Linked DNA regions of Mus musculus: region 1 is linked to region 2. A link is a loop called in an ENCODE intact Hi-C map of the cell type or tissue named here. Cell type or tissue: left cerebral cortex. All regions are shown on one strand. Each heading gives the region's core, and the rest is flanking DNA. Links, peaks and the distances in the headings are about the cores only.

What was found. Peaks named below come from ENCODE experiments on the same cell type or tissue, not always from the same donor. Only the 100,000 strongest peaks of a DNase experiment are listed, where the experiment ranks them.
Region 1: a loop joins it to region 2, with 4 times the contacts of the local background. A loop is called at or near these places in 2 of 42 quality-filtered maps.

What each region holds. Positions count from the first base shown.
Region 1 is chr4:71,441,806-71,450,814 of GRCm38, reverse strand. No RefSeq gene overlaps it. Among named protein-coding and RNA genes, the nearest start is that of Gm42298, 64 kb to the right of the region's middle. In left cerebral cortex, for the core only: no CTCF peak of the experiment used is centred there; a DNase peak (open chromatin) is centred at 4,196.
Region 2 is chr4:71,871,255-71,880,263 of GRCm38, reverse strand. No RefSeq gene overlaps it. Among named protein-coding and RNA genes, the nearest start is that of Gm11232, 120 kb to the right of the region's middle. In left cerebral cortex, for the core only: no CTCF peak of the experiment used is centred there; DNase peaks (open chromatin) are centred at 2,369 and 4,403; H3K27ac peaks cover 1,110 bases.

The sequences.
Region 1 (9,009 bases), core at 709-8,708, 430 kb after region 2:
CTGACAGCCCTGATTACTTTGGAGGAATGTGGAAGACTTTGTGACTCTGTACTAGCAGTGTAGTTAACTCTTTAAACATAGCTTAATGGGCCATTTTAGGAGAATCTCAGAAGACAATGCTGAGAATTATGAACCATGGGGAAGCAGCAAGACATATTAGAGGGGATCAATATTAGCAACTGAGGTAATGATAATTACTGTGATATTCTGGGGGAAAAATGTGACTATTTTCTATCCTTGTCAAACAATATTCCTGAGGCTAAATTGAAAATTAATGCACTGATCTCTTTAGGGGAGATATCAAGATGCTAGTCTAATATTGATTCTGTAATGTGATTATCAGCAATCACTTTTATCCAGGTCTACAATAAAAAAGAAAGAAGAGCAAAAGAAATATAAAAAAGTACATTTATATATTATTTACTTACATAGCAAATGTTTAGCCCTTCCATGTCTCTCCTCACCCCCACCCCTTTGCTTCTGAGAAGGTATCCCCACACCCACCCATCCACCCAACTCCACCTCACCCTAGAAGCATCCCCCTTCCCTGGGGCACCAAGTTTCTACAGGATTAGGCAAATCCACTCCCACAGATGTTTCCCAGCACCATGGGCCAGTTCATGTATGCTCTTTGGTTGTTGGCTTACACTCTGGGAGCTCTGGGGGATCTGGGTTAGTTGATACTGTTGTTCTTCCTATGGGGTTGCAAGCTCCTTCAGCTCCTTCAATCTTTCCATTAACTCTTCATAGGGGTCCTTGACCTCAGTCCAATGATTGGCTGTAAATATCGCAGCTGCCTCAGTCAGCTGCTGGTAGAACCTCTCAGAGGATAGCCATGCTAGGCTCCTGACTGCTGGTATAACATGGCATCTGTAATAGTGTCAGGGTGTGGTGCTTGCCCATGGGATGGATCCCAAGTGGGGCCAGGCACTGGATGGTCTTTCCTTCAGTCTCCACTCCATTTCTGACCCTGCATTTTCTTGTAGGCAGGAACAATTCTGGATCAAAAATTTTGAAGATTGGCGGGTGTCTTCATGCCTTAATTGTGTGCCATGGCTATCTATTCTTTGGTGGTCTCTTCAGGTTCCATCTTCCTACTGTTGGGCATTTCGGCTAAGGTCATCCCCCTTGAGTCCTAGGAGCCTCTCACACTCCAGGTCTCTGGAATTTTCTAGAGGTTTCCCCCACAACCACCCACTGCCCTGCTGCTGCATATTTCTATTCAGTATCCACCAGAAAATTGAATGTTGGAGCCAAGCCTTGTGCCTAAAGAGATAAGATCAAGTCAAGGCCTGGTATGCATAAGAATAAAAGGAGGGCTGTCCTCAGGGAAGGATCTCACTTCCCCTAAGCCTCTGACTAGTGAAAAGAAATGCCTTAGGGAACATCCTGTTCCTGAAAATAACAAATTAAAACTTTTACAAATGTAGGGGTCTAAGCTTAACCTTTATCATTCAGCTGAATTAGAAAGTGCATCCACTGGGTAATGACTTTAGAGTCCTGAAGGATACAAGATTAAAAAGAATTGTAGAAGCTTTCTCCACAGTTAAAAAGTAATGTGGAGGGCTGGTGTGTGACAGGGAAGTACCTACAAGGACTTTATTGGTCCTTTTGTGAAGCTGGGAAAGTGAAGCCTGAATTGTATTGGAGACTAAGTTGATGGGAATTCCAGAGTCATGAGACATCTGCCAAAGAGTTACATAAAGGAACTAGAACCAGCCGAAGAGAGAGAAGCCTGTTCCTGACAGCTACCAGTGAAGAATGGAGGTATATGAAGTTTTCTCTGCTGTATGCCATTCTTTCCCCAGTATGCCCCTGTTCCTTTCTTTTGGAGTGGTAATGTATATTCTGTGCCATTGCACATTGGGTATATGTAATTTTCTTTTTCATTTATCAGGAGTTACAATGAAGAGATTACCCTGAGTCTCAGAAAGAACTGTGATTACTTTATCCACAGTTAGTAGAACTCATTTAGAATGATTAAAAGGTATGGCTTTGTTGGGAAGGTATGTCACTGAGGAATAGACTTCCAGATTTCAAAGGACCAGCAAAGTTTGCTGTCTCTTTCTCTGTCTTGTTGTTGTTTATCAAGATGTGAGTTCTCAGCTATTCCTTCACATCCTGGACTTTGTCTAAAACCATAATCAATTTGAACACTTTCTTTTCTTCTTCTTCTTCTTCTTCTTCTTCTTCTTCTTCTTCTTCTTCTTCTTCTTCTTCTTCTTCTTCTTCTTCTTCTTCTTTGATATTCTCTTTATTTATATTTCACATTTTATCCCCTTTTCTCACTTCCCTTCCAAAATCCACCCATCCCATGCCCCCTTGCCCTGCATACTAACCCACCTATTTCCACTTCCCTGTCCTGACATTCCCTTACACTGGGACATCTAGCCTTTACAATACCAAGGGCCTCTCCTCTCACTATTGTCCCACAAGGACATCCTTTGCTACATATGTGGCTGAAGCCTTGAGTCCCTCCTTGAGGAACAACAATATGCACCAACCAGTACTCCCAGAGCTCCCAGGGACTGAACACTTTCTTTTATTTTTTTATTTTTATTAGATATTTTCTTTATTTACCTTTCAAATGTTATCCCTTTTCCTAGTTTCCCCTCTGAAAATCCCCTATCCCCTCCCCCCACTCGCTCTGCTCAGCCACCCACCTACTCCCACTTCCTGGCCCTGGCATTCTGGGGAATAGAACTGGGGAATAGAACCTTGCCTTGATTAACAATGATTTCACAAAATTCACAGGCATATAGGTGTATCTAGAAAATATCATTCTGAGTGAGGTAACTGAGTTACAAAAGAACACACTGATAAATAGATATTAGACAGAGAGCATGGGATACCCACAATACAGCTCATGGACCATATAACACTCAAGAGAAAGGAAGACCAAAGAGTGGATGCTTTAGTCCTATTTAGAAGGTGGAACAATATAAGCATGAAAAGTAGAGGGTGGGAGGGATTTGGGAGGAAGAGAAGAGAAGGGGGGAGAAAAAGAGGGACAGAATCAGGTATGGGAGGAGATGTACAAAGGGTCAGGAAATCGAACAGAAATGTGTAGCAATTGGGAATGGGGAACTGGGGATAGCAACCAGAAAGTCCCAGATGCCAGGAAAGCAAGATGCCAAGACTCAACGGGGATGACATTAGCTGAAATACCAACAAAGGGGAGCAAGAACCTATGGAGACCATATCCAGAGCTTAGGCGTGGCTTCCTGGTTGAGGGATGGAGCCACCCACCCGTCTCCAAAATTTTAACTCAGAATTGCTCCTGTCAAAAGGAAATACGGGGACAAAGAGTAGAACAGAGACTGAAGGAAAGGCCATCCAGAGACTGCCCTACCTGGGGATTCATGCCACATGCAGACACCAGACCCAGACACTATTGCTGATACCAAGAAGTGCTTATTGACAAGAGCTTGATATAGCTGTCTCCAGAAAGGCTTTGCCAGATCTTGACCAATACAGATACAGATGCTCTCAGTCAACCATCAAACTGAGCACAGGGATCCCAATGGAGGAGTCGGGGGAAGGACTGAAGAAGCTGATGGGGCCTCATCTGGCATCAATGGGAGAGGAGGCCTTTGTTTCTGTGAAGGCTTGGTGCCCCAGTGTAGAGGAATGCTAGGCCTGTGAAATAGAAGTGGATTGGTGGGTAGGGGAGCACCCTCATAGAAGCAGGGTAAGGGGGGCTGGAAAGGGGATTTGCAGAGGGGAAACTGGAAAAGGAGATAATATTTCAAATGTAAACCAATAAAATATCCAATTAAAAAAAAAAGCTGCCTTAGTCATGGTTAGAGATGTGTGAAATAAAAATGACTAATGGTAAAAAGCAGCAGAAAAGGCTCTAAAACATCAGGAATAAATTTAAAATATATAAGACTTGAACACTTGTGACTAAATTAATCTTAAAAAGTAAGTATACAAAATTTTACATATTCATGAATAGGGAAACTCAAACTGGTGAGACAACAATATTCTGCACGTTGTACTATGGAGTTAACACACCTTAGAATTGCAGATATAATTTTGGAAAAATTCTTCAAGTTTAATTCTAACATACATATAGAAAAGCAAAGAACTCAAAATAGCCAAAACAACTTGAAATAGAACAAAGTTGGAGGGCTCTCATTTCCCTATTTCAAAGCTTACTTACAAACTAGTGTAATCAAGACAGTGTGCAGATAGCATAAGGATATACATATTCATCAAAGGAACAGAACTGAAAGCCAAAAATATGCTCAATTGTTTTTTGATAAAGGTGCCAAGAAAACCCACTAGTAAAAGAATCGTCTTTTCACAAGTATGCTGGGACAAGTGGGTATCTCAGGTAAAGAATAGTACTAGTCCCTACTTCATACCATCTTAAAATACAACGATGGATCATGGACAACTGTGAGAATTAAAATTATAACATTGTTAAAAGAAAATGTGGCTGTATATCTTCCTGATTTCTTAGGCAATGATTTCTTAAGTTATGACACCAATAATTCAAGAGGCATAAGAAGCAGATGACTTAGACATCATCACAATGAAAAACGTTTGTACTTCAAATGCCACCATTAGGTTATTAAATTTCTTGCTCCTAAGACTGAGAACAGAGGCAAATTCCTAGGGAATCACATAGCAGAAGGAGAATACTAACTGCTCATGTTGTCCTCTAACCTCCACATATGCTGTGCCCCCACTTAAACATAATCAATAAGTAATAAAAATTATATATAAGGATTGTATATATTCAAAGTCACCAACAAGAAAATGAAAAGAAATCAGGCATGATGCTTCAAACCTGTAATCCCAGCATCTAGAAGTCTGAGACAGAAGGATCACAAGTTTGCTGGCAGCTGGAGTGACATATTAAGACACTGTATCAAGACGTATAAAACATAGAGAATGTATCCCAGTGAGAGATAGCTGACTTAGCATGAGCAAGGGCCTGTATTCAATACCCAACAAGTCAACAAAGACTTAGGTAATTTGACTTTGAAGCAAAATAATAACACACATTACTTATAAAAAGAATCAGATATTTATATGAAAAATAAAAATAGGTCACAAGAGATCATAAGACTTCACCTTCATCTATTCAATAAACTATAGCCTGATAACAACTGACAGTACCATATCACTCAGGTACCAACTATATTTGAGAATTTTAAGACTAATAATTTGGCTCACCAGTTAGGCATTTTAATTGTACTTTTAAATTTCAATCTACACACAGTATTAACTTCATGAGGTAGCTGTGATTTCTTCCTTTGAAGTGCCATTCAGTGAGAACTGTCATGTGGTCCTCATGTCTGCCTGTACCGGCTTTCATCTTCAGCTGTGTAGAGTCAGGGTGCCTCTCCCTGTTAACCTAGCATCTATGTGAGCAGAAATCTTGTTTCTTTTGTAAGTTTCACAAGTGTAATGTAGACTGATATAGACTGATACCTAGCTAAAGCCTTTGCTCCCTTTCTTTGTCTGGCCCATGGAGAGACTCACTTTACTTTAGTTTCTGATAAAATGCACTTTAGGTATAGTCACAAGAATCGGACAGGGTTTGCTCTGGCACAGGGACCTCTGCAACTGTAGTGAAGCTAATAGTTTTGAAGGTATGTGCCTTCTTCCTGCTTCTACTGTCCCCAGCCCCAATGTGGTAGTCAACTTTGTTGTATGTATAACAAAATATCTAAAAGGCTGAAAATAAGAAAGGGTGGGAGCTTAGTTGAGTGTGATAAGAGGAAAAGCACAGCAGACCCACTCTAATCACCACTGATTGATCCTAAATTGGTTCTATTTGCATCTGCCCCTAAGAAATCTGAATCTCATGTTGCTGGCATAAAAATTGCAAGTACCTTATTATCTTGTGCTTTTAAAATATTACATGAAGCTAGGCATAGTCATACACACTTCCATCTCAGCACTTGGGAGGGAGTTGCAGGCAGATCTCTATAAGTTCAAGGCTAGCCTGATCTGCATAATGAATTCCAGGAAAGCCAGAGCTACACAGTGAGTTCTTGTTTTGAAACAAACAAAAACTCAAAACAATATGATACTAATTTATAATGTATATTTTCTACATGTAATATTATATAGTACATATACTTATAGATTATGTGTGTATTCATTTTGACAGTCATTGAAATCAAACCATTTGAAACTTCATCACTGAAAAAAAAATTAGTTGCGTTCTTCCCTTTTTTGTGGAATGCAAAGCCTTGCGATGGCTTCAGTGCTTAGCTACATTCATAGCCCATTTTATTTTTTTAAATAACCTTTCAAAGTATGTAACAGTAGGAAGATTGGAACCTAGATCCCATTCAGTCTATACTCTCCAAAAGTCACATAGTTATGCATTATGGACTGTGCATGCAAATACAAACACACAATATATGAGAAAACAATCATAATCTCTGCTCTGTATTTGATTGGCAGAAGAGCGTGGGTACTGGAATGCAGACACTTTAGTAAATGCAGATCAGTGGGATGCTTTACTCAGAACACTGAGGGAGAGGAACTGTTCCCTGAATGTAATGGCAGGAGGTGGCTGAGTACTATGTAGATACATAAATCAGTTGAAAACTAGAATAAGGATAGGGCTTTTTCCCCCCCTCAGGAGAATTTTAAAACTATTTCTAGAAAAATAACAAATGTGAAAATAAATTATGCTAATCTGTCCATTAATTTCTTAAATTCAGAGCCCATTAAAACATGCCTCAAAGAAAGCTTGGAATGACTGGTTCTACTCAATTAACTTTGAAATATTGGAAATCAATTAGTTACAGTAAATAGACCTGTTCTCATTATTTTCAGCAGCTAGCAATTAACTGTATAAAGAGATGACTGTGCTCATGTCTTTGCCTGCAAAGACATACTGGCATTGACAAACAGTACAGTGTACTCCTCTTCCTCAGTCTTCATCAAGTTCTAATAGTATGCTCACAATTTTAACCACTGGCCTGTTGCTTCCAGGACAACTTCCATGCTAGAACACTAGATTTTCTTCTTCCAAGTAAGTGCAATCAGGAGAGAAGCTTTTCTGTGAACTTGGGGTGCTGAACCTGACAATTACAACACACTGACAGTTCCTGTTTTCTATGTTTCAGGCTGAATACAAGATTTAAAAAAGGACATGTTTAGCCTTTTCTCATTCCACCTCATTACTAAGGGTGCTTCGCTAAGGTGCTTTCTTACCACAGCCTAAAAGATTCCTTCTCTCATTAAACACAGCCTGTTTGGTGGGTGGAATCTGCTTACTCTTGCCTCTGATGTGCTGTTTGCAGCTATAATTTTCAAGGTATTCATTTGCTCGCCAGAGGGAAAAAAGATTAGGAAAAAGAATAATCTGAATATTTTCTCCACTATTAAATTGACTCATTATGTCATTTCTAAGAGGGACAATATTGTGACTCATGAGGAAAGAGGGAAAAATGGAACATTTGACTTCTTTGTTGTTTGATAAGTACATTTTATGGTGACATGAACTAATTGCATAGTTACCATGAAATAACATGTTTTATTTTCCTGTAATAATGTAGTAACTGCATAGTAACTTCTTAGGAAACAATAGTAATTATATGGTAATGTGATAATGATGCTGTTTATTTTTCTTAACTAATAATTGTACATATACTGTAAAATACTCAATTTCAGAACGAGTGTACACAATTCCTTGGTTTTTGACCCTTGCTTCCTCTTTCCCATTTCAAGATTCTTACACCACCTGACAGGACATCCTCTTCCCAGCATCTTCTGCAAGCCTGATACGCTATAGAGGACATCTTTTGTGCTCTGTCATGAGGCTTACAACAGAATCATATTTTGCACTGCTGTGATGAGATTGATGTTAAGTAACTCAGAAGTCAAAACCCAGAAAGGTGAAAGAAAAGTCAGAAATGTTTCAGCTAAAACTTGTGGAAAATGGACTGTGAAGAAAACAAAGCCCTTTTGGGAAGTTTCACACTGAGCTGAGCTAGGCTGTGTAAGTCTGAAAGAGGCACACACTTTCCCAGAGTGAATGTTTGCAGAAGGTGTAGGGAAGAACAGTCTAGGCTGGATGATTTCCAAAATACTTATGCCATCTTAAAGAGAAGAAAAGAGGAAAGAGAGCACACCTCCATGCCTTAACCTCTGGAGATGACCCTGTGACTTCTAAAAACATCAGTTCTCTACAAAAAAAAAAAAGAAAGAAGAAGAAGAAGAAGAAGAAGAAGAAGAAGAAGAAGAAGAAGAAGAAGAAGAAGAAGAAGAAGAAGAAGAAGAAGAAGAAGGGAAGGAAGGAAGGAAGGAAGGAAGAAAGAGAGAGAAAGAAAGAAAAAGAAAAAAGGAACGAACATATCTAAATAACAAATCTCTCTCTCTGTGTGTGTGTGTGTGTGTGTGTGTGTGTGTGTAGGGGGTGAGGGAGAGAAAGAAAGAAAAGAGGAAGAGAGATATTCACATAGCAGATAATATGGCTAAGGAAATCAGTCAGGAAGAGAGAGGGAGACATCATGAGGTTGAAGGAGAACAAGAACATGAAAAGTACGGAGATGGGGAGAGAAAACAGCAAAGACATGGAAAAGGAAGGCAATTCAAGTCCTACATGTGCGTGCCTGTGTGTGTGAGTGTGTGTGTGTGTGTGTGAATCGATGTGGAGCTAAGTCCTGAAGATTTTCTGTCCCCAGCCCTTCTGATTTTTGGACAACCTTGGTGTGCCTATTTTTGCAGTAGGACAAGGGTCAGAGGCAACTGTGTTCACCACCACACTGCAGCTCCTACTCCTGACTTCACACCAGGAAATTAATCACAGCATCAGAACTGCATGACTGTTTTTCTCCGAGGTCTAATTTAAATTCTCTATCAAATACCATTGCGGCAGTGACGTTTAACATTTTCATGATTTATGCTGTTAATGAGCGAAGAATGAGAGCAGGGTGGGGCGCTCTCTGTAAAGGGAGAGGAGTGAAATAAATCCCACCATGCAACCCCTACAGAACTATTTCACTTAGGAGACACCTCATCCAGAATGGTCAC
Region 2 (9,009 bases), core at 519-8,518:
AAAGAAGGTCCAGCACAGCCCCAAAGTGGGATCCAGCTCAAGGGGAGGTCCCATGCCTGACACTATTACTGAGGCTATGAAGTGCTCACAAAAGGGACCTATTATGACTACCCTCTTAAAGACCCAAAAAATCAGGTGAAAGAGTCAGATGCAGATATTTGCACCCAATCAATGGACAGAAGCTGCTGACCCCAGTGATTGAATTAGGGAAATTCTGGAAGAAGCTGAGGAGTACGACCCTGTAAGAGGACCAGCAGTCTCCATTAACCTGGACCCGTGAGATCTCTCAAACACTGGACCACCAACCAGGCAGCGTACACCAGCTGATATGAGGTCCCCAACACATATTCAGCAGAGGACTCACGGGTCTGGGTTCAGTCAAAGAAAATGAACCTAAACCTCAAGAGACTGGAGGCCCAAGTGAGGTTAGAGGTCTGGTGGGATGGATGGTCCCTGGTAGGGACATCTTCATAGAGACAGTGGGCAGAGAAGAGTTATGGAATGTGGAACAGTCTGGAAGGTTAACCAGGAGGGGAATAAAGTCTGAAGTGTAAAAATAAATAAATAAAAGATTAAATAATAAAAAAGGAATTGTCACCTTGAGTAAATAAGTTCCTTCTTGGTTTTTGAATATTATGAGTTATCAGGAATGTGTGGTGACAAATAAACCAAACCATTCAGAAAGAAGCTGAAAGATTTTAATTGAATTACAACACTTAATCTAAGTCAACTATTCAACTAAAATGGAGCTGATCTGTTGCAGTAAATCTATCTGAAATATGCCTTGGCAATGAAAACACAACACAGTTAATATGAATACATGCTGTGCGCCTACATTGGGTAGATCTATAGCTATACTACCATTTTCCCTATCTATAAGACCCCTCAGAACTTGTAGTTTCTCCAGGCCATGTGCTTCTGCTCTGTGTCCCAGCCCCCACTGTCTTCTTCTGCATCCTCTCCCTCTTCCATTTTCTCCTTCTTCTCTCCCCACCTTCTGCTCCACCTTCCCTTTTATCTGCCCATCATCAGCTCTCCTTTATTTTACAAATTAAGGTGGGAAGCAGGGTTACAGGAAATCACCTGAGTGCTGACTCATTCCTTGTTCACAGCCACCCACAGTAGAAAGGAATTAACATAAACTATAATTAGCCCCAGGGCTATGCACAACAGTGGTCTAACCCAATACCTGAAGTAAAGGCCTAGGAAACTTTGTAATACTTCTAAATGGTATATCATTGTCTGTCTAAATCCAATAGAAAGTGAAAAGTAAGATTTAGTGAGGCCTTGTGCTGCTCTGGGCAAAATATTTTACTTCAAATTGCATTTGATTCCATTGTTAACATGCACAGCTTGAACTGACTGGTTCAATTATATAAATATTAGTTAATATTTGCAAGATAAGTACATCTTGGATGCCTAATACACTATATCCAAGATGGTACAATAGGTAAATAAGTGAGATATATCCTTAATAGAACTCATCATCCAAAAGGAAAAGAACACAAGTTTTAAAATATTAAACATGATAAATTCTGTGAAAGAAATAATGAAAGATACAATCCTAAGGAGCTCCTTTAGATACAATTCATATAAAATGCCTTTATTTCAAGCAACACTAAGTTGAAAACTAAAATTAGTAAGAGGTCTACCATGTTAAGTATGCTTTAGGAGTCTAACATGGTGGTATAAGCCTTTAATCCTAGTACTTGGGACACTTGAGGCAAGGGATTGTGTGTTCAAGGCCAGCTCAGACTACATAGAAAGATACTGTTTCAACAACAACATGATTCTAGACACAAGGCACAAATGAATAGAGATGTGCAAAGGCTATAAAATACAGATAAGTGGATTAAGAATATTGAAGAATATAAAATTTGATCTGACTAGATTTTATGAAATGAGCAAAGAACATAGAGGCACAGAGAGAGATTGTGCAAATAATTTCCCCATTGCAGTGAAAACCCACCACAGGGTTAGCACTTTCAAATCACTATCCATTTACTCTATTGGGTCTACCAGATTCATGATGAACAAATGACTAGAAGAAAACAGTAACGTGTAGAAAATGACCATGGTAGACCAGCAATGGTGTCAACAATGCTGGTATGATTCTAGTAGTGATTATGTGGAAACATGAGGGATGTATTTTATGTTTAGTGTGACAGGAGCAAAAAAAAAAAAAAAAAAAAAAAAAAGAAAGAAAAATGCAGGGATAACCTGGCTTTTAAAACAGTGCTCAAAATATGCATTGGAGAAAAAAGAGCTTCAAAGTATGGTGCTAAAAATGAGACATTCACATTTAAAAGAATGAGGCTAGGTCTGTATCTTTCACACTGTATGGAAATCAACTCCAAATGTATCATAGACCTTAATTTAGTACTTGGAATCCTAGAAGTACTGGAAGAAAAATTAAGGATAAGATATAAACAGAGACAAAGACTTTCTGAACAGGCCTCCAGACACTTGAGAAATAAGGCCAACAATTGACAATTGTGTTTCATGGGACTGAAAAGACTCATTCAACAAGAAAAACAATTACTCAAGTGAGGATAAGACCTACAGAGTAAGATAATAACCTTAGCCATTTACACATCTCATAGAGATATGTTAATGGAGGTTGTAGTTAGAGATTTTTATAGATTTAGAATATACAGAGAACTCAATAAGCCAAAGAAAAAATTAACCAGCCAAATCAATTAATGAAATGTGAAATGAGCATGGTTCTTAAAAGATAAATTGCTCATAGAGAATAAACATAAAGAAGTTCAACTTTACTGTCTGAGAAATGGAAATTAAAACTTAATTTACATTCCATGTCACCCCAATCACAATAGCAATCACTAAACAAACAGATAAAAACAGATGCTGGAGAGGATGTAGGCAAAAGGAACTCATGCTGGTGAGAATGTCAACTACTCTACCCACTGCAGCAATCAAAAACTAAAGTAGACAATCATTTGATCCAACCTTGCTACTCCTGGGTATCTTATCTGTAGAAATCCAAATCAGGACATCATAGTGATATTTGTGTGTCAATATTTACTATAGCAATATTCACTATAGCCAAATTGTGAAACCAACAGAGGGATGAATCAAGACAATGTGGTATGCAGACACAGTAGAAGATCTTTCAGCCATAAAAAAGCACAAAATTTATGTAGTTTGTAGGAAACTACACATGACTAGTTACTGATATGTTAAGCACATCGAGTCAGTTTTTTGGAACATAAATTTCACATTTTCTCTTCTTTGTTAGTTCTAGACTTTGAATAAATACATAAAACCATATGTGTACTTGTGGCATGAAAACAGAACTGAAATTGTCTATAGGAACATAGTGGATTATAGGGAGAGGAAAGGGCAAAAAAGAGGGAAGATAGTTAGGGATAGGAAAGACAGCCCAAAGTATATTGTGTAAAGTTGTCCCTATGTGACACAGCACCATGAATATGAGAAAACAGAACAGTTTAAAAAAAAAAAAGGTAAAGGTGGTTCAGTTTACTTGTGAAAAGTGGTTAAATAAGTATAAAGGGTTTAGAGACATAGTAAAATTCATTTGGGGCAAATTAAATTGCTTACAAGGAAATATACCATACATACATATGTTCTTTTAACTTAGAGCTAGATGTAGATATAGAGAAATCAGTGGAAAACAATTTGCATTAATCAATATTATTTGACAATCCAGTCAACCACTGGGAATTGTTTCTTTATAAATTAAATTAAGATAATATCTACCAGTGTGATTTATAGAATTATTGTATAAATCTCATACTAGATAATGTATGCCTATACACTTCAAGCATCCACAGAAATAACAAATGAATAAATAGATGTGGGTAAGTAATAGATTTTTAATAAAGCATGTACATCAATTATCTGTATGTGAACCTCTACTGGCTGTACTCAGATGTACCTATCATTTGTCATTTTGTCTATACCATCCCTGAGTTATGTCCATGAGAATTCCTCTTGTTTGAGTCTATGGTGTATAGTTGCTTTCAAAATTATTTCTCATCATATGATTTTATTTTGGCTTGTTTTATTTCACATATACTTTAAATTTTCTTTTTTCTTTTCTTTTTTTTTTTTGCAATTTCATACATTTATTTACCAATTGAGGACATGTAGTGTACTAGACTGTTTCAATTTGGATTATATTAGTAAACAGGGCAAGATTATTTTTCTCTAGGCTCTGTAGTCCCTTAAATCAGTATTCTGATTTCTAGCATAACACTTGTGTCACTTGAGTGAAAACGAAAATTCTTAGCTATAATTTGTCCTGGTTCCGCGGATATACACAGTCTCTTAAAATTACAGTTTTAAAGTTAGCATACAGAACAATGAGTTTCGTTATAGCATTTTCATAAATGTAATGTCATTACATTTTGTTCCAACCCACTTTCTCTGTCCTCCTCCATGTCCTCCTCCATGCCTTCTGTGCTGCAGCTTGCTCTTGCCACCTCTCCCTTTGAATGTAATTCTTCTGCTTTTGTGTCATGTGTATACAACTATAGTCACATTTAATCTTCATTCCTTAAGGTAATTTGCTTAACTTTGATGGCTCCCCTTGTAGTTCCATGATCTATATCCACTAATATATGTGTAATCTTAAATATAGTTTCTATAAACAATCTAAAACAGTATATGTTTTTCTGAGTCTTATTTTATTTAGTATAATGGTACCATTTCCATGCATTTTTCTGAAAAAAAAATTACAATTTGATTTTTCTTTGCAGCTGGAGAAAATTGCACTGAGAATTCAATTCTGTTATGTATATGCACCACATTTTCTTTATTCATCTGTTGATTAACATGTGATCTAGCTCGATTTCCCATATTGTGCCTTTTGTGACTTTATTTTGAATTTTCTACATTGCTGAAAGTTTTTATTGGCTCCACACCTATTCCTGTAGAGTACTGTAGGTTTTATGTAAGCATAAAATCATGATACCTACACCTAGGGATGATTTAACTTGCTGAGATGGTATAAAATGTATATCTGTGGGTGGCCCTGAACATTACGTGGAAAGAGCAACCAAAATAATTGTCAAAGTTCACTAGTATGTGCCAAATTATGATATATATTAGATAGTCAATAGCTTTCTTCGTTAAGTAGTTAAGAGTTTGTAGGCAAGTATTCTTTCTAGTGTATCACCTCACTTTTTCCATCATAGTAAGGGACAAAAATCCCCAAGTAAGAAAAGCAAGTATGTTCGGTGAGAAGTTTCTAGCTGCATAAATAACTCTTCCTTGCCCTCTGAATAACATTCTTTTAGTAAGATACAAAGTCATCTTTGATGTTCCAATAACTTCTGAGGGTTTAGCCCTGTTCCCACAGGGTTCTCTCAAACAGATATTTGGAGGCACAACGAATGTTCATGGGGTCACTTGGCTAAAGGGAGTATTAACATTATGAAGAGGTAGAGTAAGTTTCTACTTTAAATGACACCTGTAAGTGATCAATGATAAAAGCAAAACCTAGAGAACCTGTCATGGAAGCAGAAATAGTTTGTCTTCATATCTATGTATGCAATAGATTTGGCTAGTTGGGCCTTCTTCAAAATCCAGTTAAAGACAAATTTTATTATTGCAGCTTTGTTTCATAGAAATGGTGACATTTGCAAAAAATCTTCATTTTAGTAGTGGTATCTTTTGGAAAAAAAAAGCCAAAGTATTATCAATTAAATAATATATTTATCAAATAAGTTTATTTTTATTTTTTATTTTTCTGTTTGATTGATTTGCTACTTACTTAAGAATCTGTGGGGCATTGGGATATACACAGACAGTCTGGTCTCCAGTTGAGCTGAAGTGGAATCCCAGAGTGGTGATAATTCACCTACATGGCTTGGTAGGCGTTTGCTCATACTCCTGGAACTCTGGCTCCTGTCGAAGTTACTGCCCCCCACAGCCTTGACAGGAGAAGCATGGCTAGCAGTCATGTAGACAATGTCTCAAGCTTCTGATCTTCAGGCTACACTTCTCCCCAGTAACCTAGCAACAGTAAAGATAATGGCACACCATAAGAGGAGCTGCTTGGCCCCACCTTACTCTCCTCTATCCTCTCTCTATTCTCTCACTCTCTTTCTCTTTCATCCTCTCTCTCTCTCTCTCTCTCTCTCTCTCTCTCCTCTTGGCCATGGCTGGTCTCTCTCTTTCCACCTTTCCCCTGCCTTTCTACAATAAAGCTCTAAAACCATAGACTGTCTCTGTTCATCAAGGCCCACTGCACTGACTCTCACCTGCATGGGAACCTCTCTCCCTTCAGCCCACTCTTCCATAACCCCGGGGCTACAGGGTGTTGCCTGGGGCCCCGGTCAGAGGCTGTCCCTTGTCCACCTCCTGCCGAGTGGGGTCAGTGGCTTAGATGCCCAACTGGGGCCAAGTGGAAAGTGTCTGGCAGCCCTCCTAAGTCTGCCTGCCAAGAGCATAGGAAGATCTCTGGCCAGATGTGGGCTATTTCCCCCCACTTCTTCCCCACACCCCCTCTTAGTTCCCACAAGAATCATCATGACTAAGGACCCAATAACCAACTGATTATTACTGTGGGATGCATTACTGTGAAGGATTCTGGATCTCACCTAAAATGTTAACATGATTAAAACTTGAAACAGACAAGTTTCTCAATTTAGGTTAGTGTGTGGGAAAGGTGATAGGAAAGATGGCACAGTGATGGGATGCCCCTCTAATTCTTATAATAGCACTGCTAAGGTACAGCCTGCCTTTTTACCACCTTCTCAATGGTAATTATCTCCAGAGTAAAGGGCAGAACCTGTTTGCATTCCTTTTCACTTTTATCTTTTTGTCTTTGTAGACATGTAATGATGAATTTGAAACATCTACAATAATTATAAATAAACATATTTCATTTACGTATGTACAGTTTTTTAAGATATAAGGATGATCCACATATTTGGAGACTGTTGCTTATTCCTAGGATATGACTTTAAGTGGTAGATGTATATAAAAATAGATTTTCCTAGGATACTTTTCATAATAACAATTTGAAGGTCTTTGATTAAAGATTAATCTGTATCATTGTGAACTTTAGGAAAACTAGCCTCTCTTTAGCCAAACTTCCTTGCAGAATGTAACTTTGAATATTAAATATTTGGTCCTTGTTCAGTCATTAAATAATATAATGAATTAAAAACATGAGCTTGACATATTCTATTCCAGAAAATATATTCAGAGTAATCACTGTTCCTGTCATCATCTGCTGGAACATCTGGAAGACTTCATAAGATGATAACTCCTGTCTGAAGTTGCTGCGTCACAGCCAAGAGACTGAATCTCAGCTTAGTATCCTCATATTTTGCTAGAACTAGGGATAGATATATTCACTTTAACCTTAGTCAAACTTTTGACTTAAAATATTGGTGTCAGACATAATAGTTCTCTGTGATCTTGAACATATATCCTGGTCTTAAGCAAAGTTATACAAAAAGCCGCACTAAAATCTTAAGGAAGATGTCTACAGAATGAATCAAGTATGAATGGCTTCAGATAAAGATGACCCAACAGGTGAAGCTGCACAGAGAAATAGTTTTATGAAAAGCACAGTAACTGGTGAAGTTATATTATTACATCCATGTCTACACTGAGGTAGGAATCTTACTGCACACATGACCAATGTACCAGGCAAAGCACACATTAGTCAGGATGTTTATTTTTTTTTTCTTTCTGATTCTCCGTATTAAATCTGCAGTGATTACCATAATTTTCCTGAGGACAGTTTTTCCTTTGATATATCACTAGAAGAAGTTTGCAACTTGTCCAAGGTAAAAAGCTATCCTCAGAATCAGGCATATCACCACTACTGTCCATTGGGATCAAAACTGAACATTCAGCCCAAAAATTTGCATTTTTACATGCCTTCAAGAAAGTACCAAATTCAATGCACTACTCCATGAAAAAGTGTGCTCCTATCTCTGTGTCCAGAGCAGCAGCGTCCTGGATAACCATGGCTTGTTGCTTGGCATTATAAGGAACTGTCTCTCCTCACAAATCAAACCTTTTTCTGTGATGCCTTCCTTTATAGCTAAGCATTTATGTGAGACACGCTCCTCCTCCTGATAAATTTGTTATTGTAAGTTTGGCAAGCAATAGTAATGTACTAAGAAAAAAAATCATGCTTCTAGAAATGATGGAAAATAAACATCACTAGGGGAATAATGTTCCCATTCATGAAGGTGTTTATACTAATAGAGCTGAGTAGAAGAAAATTATTTATTTGAAACCCAAACATTTGTCTAAATGATAAATGTCACCTCAGCTTCATGTCAGAGTTTGTAAAAGACAACATCTCTATGAATTTTCACTTTCTCATTAGGAAAGAAAATAGGTTGGTGAGGTCAGTGAACTGAGTAGATGAAAAAAATAGTATGAAAGATTTACAGAAAGTACCAGGGCTCACTGATCCCCAAATCTAGCTGTTCTCAGGAAACGGTCTGAGAGCTAACAGCAGATTTTCGGTCAGCGTCCTGTCTATTGCTGTTTTCACATTAGTACATCTATATCTAATTAAAATACTTTGTTTTTTGACTGCTATCCAAATTTTATTATTCTGTATAGAAACACAACACAGGTATAAATTTGTTCATGATTTCCTTGCAGTGCTGAGGTCTGAGGCTTTCAAATGCTAGATCACATACCTCTCAACTAGAAATACCCATTCAGTTATCAATATATAGCTGGCCAATCATTTGAATTCTGCCAAATCCTTGGAGGAAGCACTTAACTACCTTGGTGACTGGTTTAGCATCAAACAGGATACTCTTTGAGAGACTTCCCTGTACTCCACAGACCAGAGATGAAAAGACACTGGCACCCAGGGATCAGGCAAATACTTTCTCTTCCAGAATTTCCATCCTCCATTCCAAGCCTGCTCTCAGCCATCAGCAAACTTACATGGATTTTGCTTAGTTCAATTAACCTGTGTCCTTTGGCTGGGGAATTAAGGTCATTAATATTTAAAGTTGGAAGGAACGTTGATATTGTTGT